Regions from separate parts of the Mus musculus genome. Here region 2 is linked to region 1. The links are chromatin loops, found by intact Hi-C in ENCODE. Cell type or tissue: heart. All regions are shown on one strand. Links, peaks and the distances in the headings refer to the core of each region. The heading gives the core; the rest is flanking DNA. Region 1 holds the start of Dgka (diacylglycerol kinase, alpha). Region 2 overlaps Sarnp (SAP domain containing ribonucleoprotein).

Evidence for each region. Peaks named below come from ENCODE experiments on the same cell type or tissue, not always from the same donor. Only the 100,000 strongest peaks of a DNase experiment are listed, where the experiment ranks them.
Region 2: it touches region 1 in a loop (2.3-fold over the local background); 3 of 42 quality-filtered maps call a loop at or near these places.

Annotation. Positions count from the first base shown.
Region 1 is chr10:128,743,449-128,746,357 of GRCm38, reverse strand. It overlaps Dgka (diacylglycerol kinase, alpha), which reads left to right and starts at 2,282. Exons shown (of 24, transcript NM_016811.3): 1 at 2,282-2,562. Gm31504 (predicted gene, 31504) reads right to left here and starts at 1,411. Exons shown (of 2, transcript NR_168573.1): 1 at 1,163-1,411; 2 at 476-1,017. In heart, for the core only: a CTCF peak has its summit at 1,160; DNase peaks (open chromatin) are centred at 1,487 and 2,447; H3K4me3 peaks cover 1,581 bases; H3K27ac peaks cover 1,361 bases.
Region 2 is chr10:128,821,971-128,824,879 of GRCm38, reverse strand. Sarnp (SAP domain containing ribonucleoprotein) reads right to left here. Exons shown (of 11, transcript NM_025364.3): 1 at 2,909. Among named protein-coding and RNA genes, the nearest start is that of Sarnp, 1.7 kb to the right of the region's middle. In heart, for the core only: a CTCF peak has its summit at 1,557 (motif pointing right); no DNase peak of the experiment used is centred there; H3K4me3 peaks cover 1,102 bases; H3K27ac peaks cover 781 bases.

The sequences.
Region 1 (2,909 bases), core at 125-2,624:
TTCCCTTTGTTCACTGTGGTTTCTTTCTTTCTGACTTGTATGATGTGGTTGATTAAAGAGATGAGCACCTGGAACTATAGACATCAAACACCTCTTCCGTAGATGGTTCTTTGCTTTTCTTCCACCACCCCCACCAACAACTGACCTGAGAATATGGCGAAACACAGATCCAAAATAAGGTACAAAGATGTTACAGTAACTCTGAGCTCCTGCCAGGCAGTGGCACACCCTTTAATCCCAGCACTTGGGAGGCAGAGGCAGGCGGATTTCTGAGTTCGAGTTCGAGGCCCACCTGGTCTACAGAGTAAGTTCCAGGACAGCCAGGGCGACACATCGAAATCCTGTCTTGAAAAACCGAAATAAAATAAAAGTCTGAGTTTCTCTTCATATTCCTTATTGGAAAAATCATATTCCAACCTATGGCTTGTTTAATGTAGGAGAGTCTTTGACTTTATGCAAGAACTGATTCGAAGAGTAGTTTGGGACACAAGTGTTATTTAAACAGAATCTTTGTTTACGGTGATCAAGAGCTAGGAAGCTTTACAGACATCTAGGCACTTGCTTCAGTTTGTGTTTTTGCTTATCCTACAGAAAGAACTAAGAACAAGATCAGGTATAAAGAGACCTTCAAAAGTGTCTGTTGATAGCAGGAGTGGCACACACCAATAAACCCGGTAAACCCAGCTCTTGAGAGGTTGAACCAGGATGGCAATTTCACTGCCAGCCTAGGCTATGTACATACTAAAATCTTGTCTCAGGAAAAAAATCGTTTGTTGGACTGTGAGTAAGGAGGCGATGTAGGAAGGGGAGATAGACTTTGCTAACGGTGACGCATATACTGTTAAGAAGAAGGGTGTGGGGTAGCGGTATAGATCCGTGGTGCAGCACCGGAGAAGCACGTTCCAGGCACTGAAGCTCATCTGCAGCATGGTGGTGACAGTGATGGAGGAGGAAGAGGAAAAATGAAAACAAAAACAAAGCAGTGAAGGGTCAGGATGCAAGCAAACCAGAACAAACCTGAAAAGGACAGCAGAACAGAGACAGGTCACTCTCCGACTCCCGATCTGAATCTAAAGTTTAAATAACAACAGCAGCAGCAAACCCCACTACTCTAGAGAGTTGCTTCAACAGCTTTGTCTCCAAATACTTGAAGACTACTTACTTCTGTTTCCACTAGAGGGCCTTTTGTTTCTTTCGGTTTTTTTTTTTTCTTTTCTTTTCCTTTCTCTTCTTTTTTTTTCTTCTCTCTCTCTCTCTGACCCTCACTGGACCCGAATATATACACACATTTCCAACAAGCAGTCTGCTCTCCCACTCCTTTCTATTCCCAGCTGTAAGAGGATACAATTCCAAGAACACAAGGCTTTGTTGTGCTGCTCCTACTTCAGAGAAGGGTAGGAGGGAGTTAGTCGTGGGTTTGGGGCGGGGCGGGGGATGCAGGATGCCTGGGTCCCCAGTCCCTACCAGTAAATCCCCACTCATTGGTCTCCTTTCCGTTCAGCCTCACACCAACCATGCTGCTTCAAGAGTCCTGACAGCTCCAATAACAGGTAGGAGGAACTGAAAGGCTCTGCCTTCAGACTCTACCTTTGCCCAACGACTTCTGTGCCATCTGCCAAGGCCAGAGGGTAAAGTGCTAGGGTTGGGTATGAAGAAAAGGTGAACACAGTCAAACGTTGTTTTATGCACCTAAATCTCCACCCTAGTCTTAAGGAAAGGATATGGATTTTGAGAGAAAAGGCTGTGCATAGACAAGTCCGAGGCGGAGCTGAGGAACTCGGAGGAGAGGTGGGCAATTATCTCAGGCAGGGTCAAGCAATGTGAAGCCATGTGGAGAAGGAAATGCACCTAGGTCTAGGGTTGTGTGTGAATTGTGGAACTCTGGCCTTGCCTCTCTGGGTTCTCCTGAATGTGGAATCATTGACTTGGGCAGGCGCGTCCAAAGTGATGATTTGGAGATTGGAGGGCCGGCCAATTGCTGACCAGTCGCTGGGTGGTTCCAATCAGCACCCTGACCCCTACCTTGGCTTTCCTGGGAAGGGATGATGGGAGAGGCTTTGACTAATTAGAAAAGAAAGATAGAAGTAGAGCTGCCCCAGGCATGGGAAGACAGAAGCGTAGGAGTGGAGAAAGTGGCACAAACCAGAGCCCTGGAGATACTCTGAAGGCCCGGAGCAGATTGTGTTGGAAAGCTGGCAACAGCGGTGGGCTTGGGCGCGGCAGGAGGGCAGGCTGGGTCGGGGGCGGGCAGTGTGTCGTCAGGAGCTGGGCGGCCCCGCAGCGGCCGCGTCTTCCTAACCCGTCCCCTCCTGTCCAGCTCGGGCTCCGGCGCCCCTGCTCTGACCGTGCGCTCTCTTGGGTCAAGGTAGAGCCCCCGCGAGCCCCGTGCCACTCGCACACTCTCGCACCCGGCCAAAAGGGCAGCGGAAGGGGCCGCCCCACCGACTGGGTGAGGGCTGCGGCGTCCAGAGAAGGAAGCGTTGACAGCTGGAAGCTGCTGCTGGAAGGGTTTGCGCTGGGACTCCGGGACTGCCGTAGCGCTGCGCAAGACGCAAGACCGGGGTAAGCTGCGTTTCCCCCAGACCTTTCCTCCACCCTTATCCCTCTTGCTCACTCGGAGAGCTGGGAAGCTCAGCTCCTGGGAACTCGGAAGAAAGGTGCCTTTTGAAAACCCAAGGTGCCACACGGGTGAAGAAGGGTTCTTCTTTGGCCTCCGATCCTTTCCACACCTGTCACGGGGAGTTTTCTGGAAAAACTGGGTGGGAAGCCACTTTTCAGATTTAAATAAGAAATGAACCTGACTACCGAGGCAGAAAAGTAAATATTATTGGTCATCTCTACAGCCTCAAAAAATACAAGCCCACATCCCCCAACTATGCCAACATCGTAACTTCCTCCTGTACTAGTAG
Region 2 (2,909 bases), core at 195-2,694, 78 kb before region 1:
TGCATGCAAAGTATTGTACATGCCTTTTTCTGGGGAAAGGGTCCATACCTTTCATCAGAGTTTCAAAGATATCTGTGACCTCCAAAAGTTTAAGAAGTGCTCTAGAGAAAAAAGCAAAAACAAGCAAATGTGATTAAAGAGTAAGTCCTGCTTACACCCTCAGGACTGCCTTGTGTTCTCTTAAGACTATATACCTGAAATCAGGTCAGAAAACATTAGATAAGTGAGGTACTCAATCAAATGCAAGCTTATTAACTAACAAATACTCATATGGTGGAAGGAGGAACTCCATAAACACATACAATATCCATAAAGGAAAGTCATGGGACAACTGGTGACTTACACCAGGACTTCAAAAGGGGAACAAACAAGAGAATACCCAATAGCCCACTAATTTTTAATCTCTTTCACCTAAAAATTAATTTTCTGTGTATGTTTTATAGCATGTGTAACAGTACAGAACTACATAACTTACGTAGACTAAAAAATGGAGGTAGTTGCTCAATTCTTCCTTATTTGTTCAAGTAATCATTAGAAAACATAATCCATTATAGCTACATCAAGTTAACAGTAATTAGAATAACATAAAAATCTAATAATGAAATTTGAGAGTCCAACAGTTAAGAAACACATTTGCTTTCAAACAATAAAGTCACCTTAACAGACTAAATTATAAGGGCTTTTTCTAAGCACCTTCATTTACAAGTTTTAAAGACAAAAACGCAGCAATTTTTAAGTTTTTTTTTTCAAGATTAAAAAAGTTTTCTCTGTGTGTGTGTGTGTGTGTGTGTGTGTGCGCGCGCGCGCGAGCGTGACACAGGAAACAGGTGCCTGAAGACACTGAGGAGAAAATCCGATCCCCTGAAGCTGGTGTAGTCAGGTAGTTGTGAGCCACATGATTTTGGTGCTGGAAACCAAACTGAGGTTCTCTGGAAGAAAGAGTGTTCCTAACCACTAAGCCATTTCTCCAGACCCAATTATTAACTTTTAAGAAAAGAAAGAAGGAAGGAAGAGTTTTCATGGATGGAGAAATGGCTCAACAGTTAAGACCACAGACTGTTCCTTCAGAGGACCCAGGTTCAATTTCCAGCACATACATTGAGACTAAAAACTATCTGTAATTGTGCAGGTACACAGACATCCATACATACAAAATACCTGACACATAAAATAAATAAATATTTTTTTAAAAATCATCACAATCCAATAATTAAAAACAACTATTAAAAAAAAAAAACAAAAAAAAAACAAAAAAAACCCAAAACAACAACAAAAAACTGGGCATGACAGTTAATGTCTCTAATCCTGACACCTGGGAGACATAAAGGTAGGATCTCTGTGAGTTTCATGCCAGCTAGAGCTACAGAGTGAGATCATGTCTCAGTAAGAACAGTTCTCAGTTTGTATTAAATTTGATTTGTATGAGATTCCCAGAATAAGGTGACCAAAACAACTAACGGTAAAGCTTCTTCTGAAACACAAACAATAATCAACATAGTTTCTTTTTTTAAATTTTATTTATTTATTTTATGTATATGAGTACACTGTATTTATCTTCAGACACACCAGAAGAGGGCACCAAATCCCATTACAGATGGTTGTGAGCCACCACGTGGTTGCTGGGAATTGAACTCAGGACATCTGGAAGAGCAGTCAGGGCTCTCAACCGCTGAGCCATCTCTCCAGCCTCAACACAGTTTCTTAATTCTTCATAAAAGGAATTACTGTCCTTACAGAATAATAATTGAAGGGCAAGTCTACATACAAGAAAAGAACCTCGGGTTACCAAAATGTACAACTCAATAGATCCTGTGGTTCAAGAATGTTATCAAGAAGTGACACCAAGGCATCCTGAAAAGATGTCTCAGTTGTGAAGAGCATTTACTGCTCTTCAGGACCCAAATTATTCTACTCTCAGCACCCACATCAGGCTGCTCAAAACTGCCTGTAACTCCAGCTCCAGGGGATCCAACACCCTCTTCTAACCTCCAAGAGCATGCATCCATCATATACTCACACAGACACACGGAAATAACAAAAATAGACCCAAAAAGGGAGTTGGGGGTGACATCAAGAGAGCTGGGATCCTTCCCAAAGGTTAAAAGGACAAACAAAATCCTAAGGTTTTCAAACATACTTCATACACCTCTCATATTACAGCTATCTACCCTACACGTTCTCTCTCTAGAGGTAGGATAGTCAGGGGAGGGAGGGCAGGTCATTGAGAACCTCCTGAGAAAACTCGAAAAACTTTTAGGATTGATGTGTTTGCCATCTTACAACCTTTTGGAGAAGCCTCTACCCCAGGTTTCCACCGAGAAACCTATCTTAAGGCCTCTCCTCTCCTTGATTTTAAAAATTCGAGTGCGGGGTCTTAACCCCACCTTGTTAAAAGAGAACGGAAGCACTTTCTGGGTTATGTTTGGGACATATTCAGCAAAACATGCAAAAATGCCACTATATGTTAACTGAGGAATTCCAGCTTTGGGACAAGAGGAGTGACTACATCAATCCGTTGGGGGGCGGGGGGGACGGACAAACAAACCATAACTTTGGGTCAGCATGGGACACGGGGGAAGGACCACTGACGTAATGAAGATTAAATGAGAAAGGGGTATAAAAGATAGAAGGCGCTTCACAGCCGAGCAGGGAAGGGTGGCAGGTAATAAAAACAATGAGAAGAACAGGTAACAGCAGGTAAACACCAGGTAACGATAGCGATAAATTACTGAGGAGAAACGAAGTTCAAGGTAGGCCTAAGAAAGGAGGCACAAAACAACAACGGGAGCCAGGAAAGAAGTGTAAGCGGGCGCCTGACAGGAAAACACGTGGAATAAGGCCGCGCAGGGCCCCGCGTAGAATTTAGGCTCCAGGAAACCCCACCTCAGCCTTCCCCGCGTAACGGTACC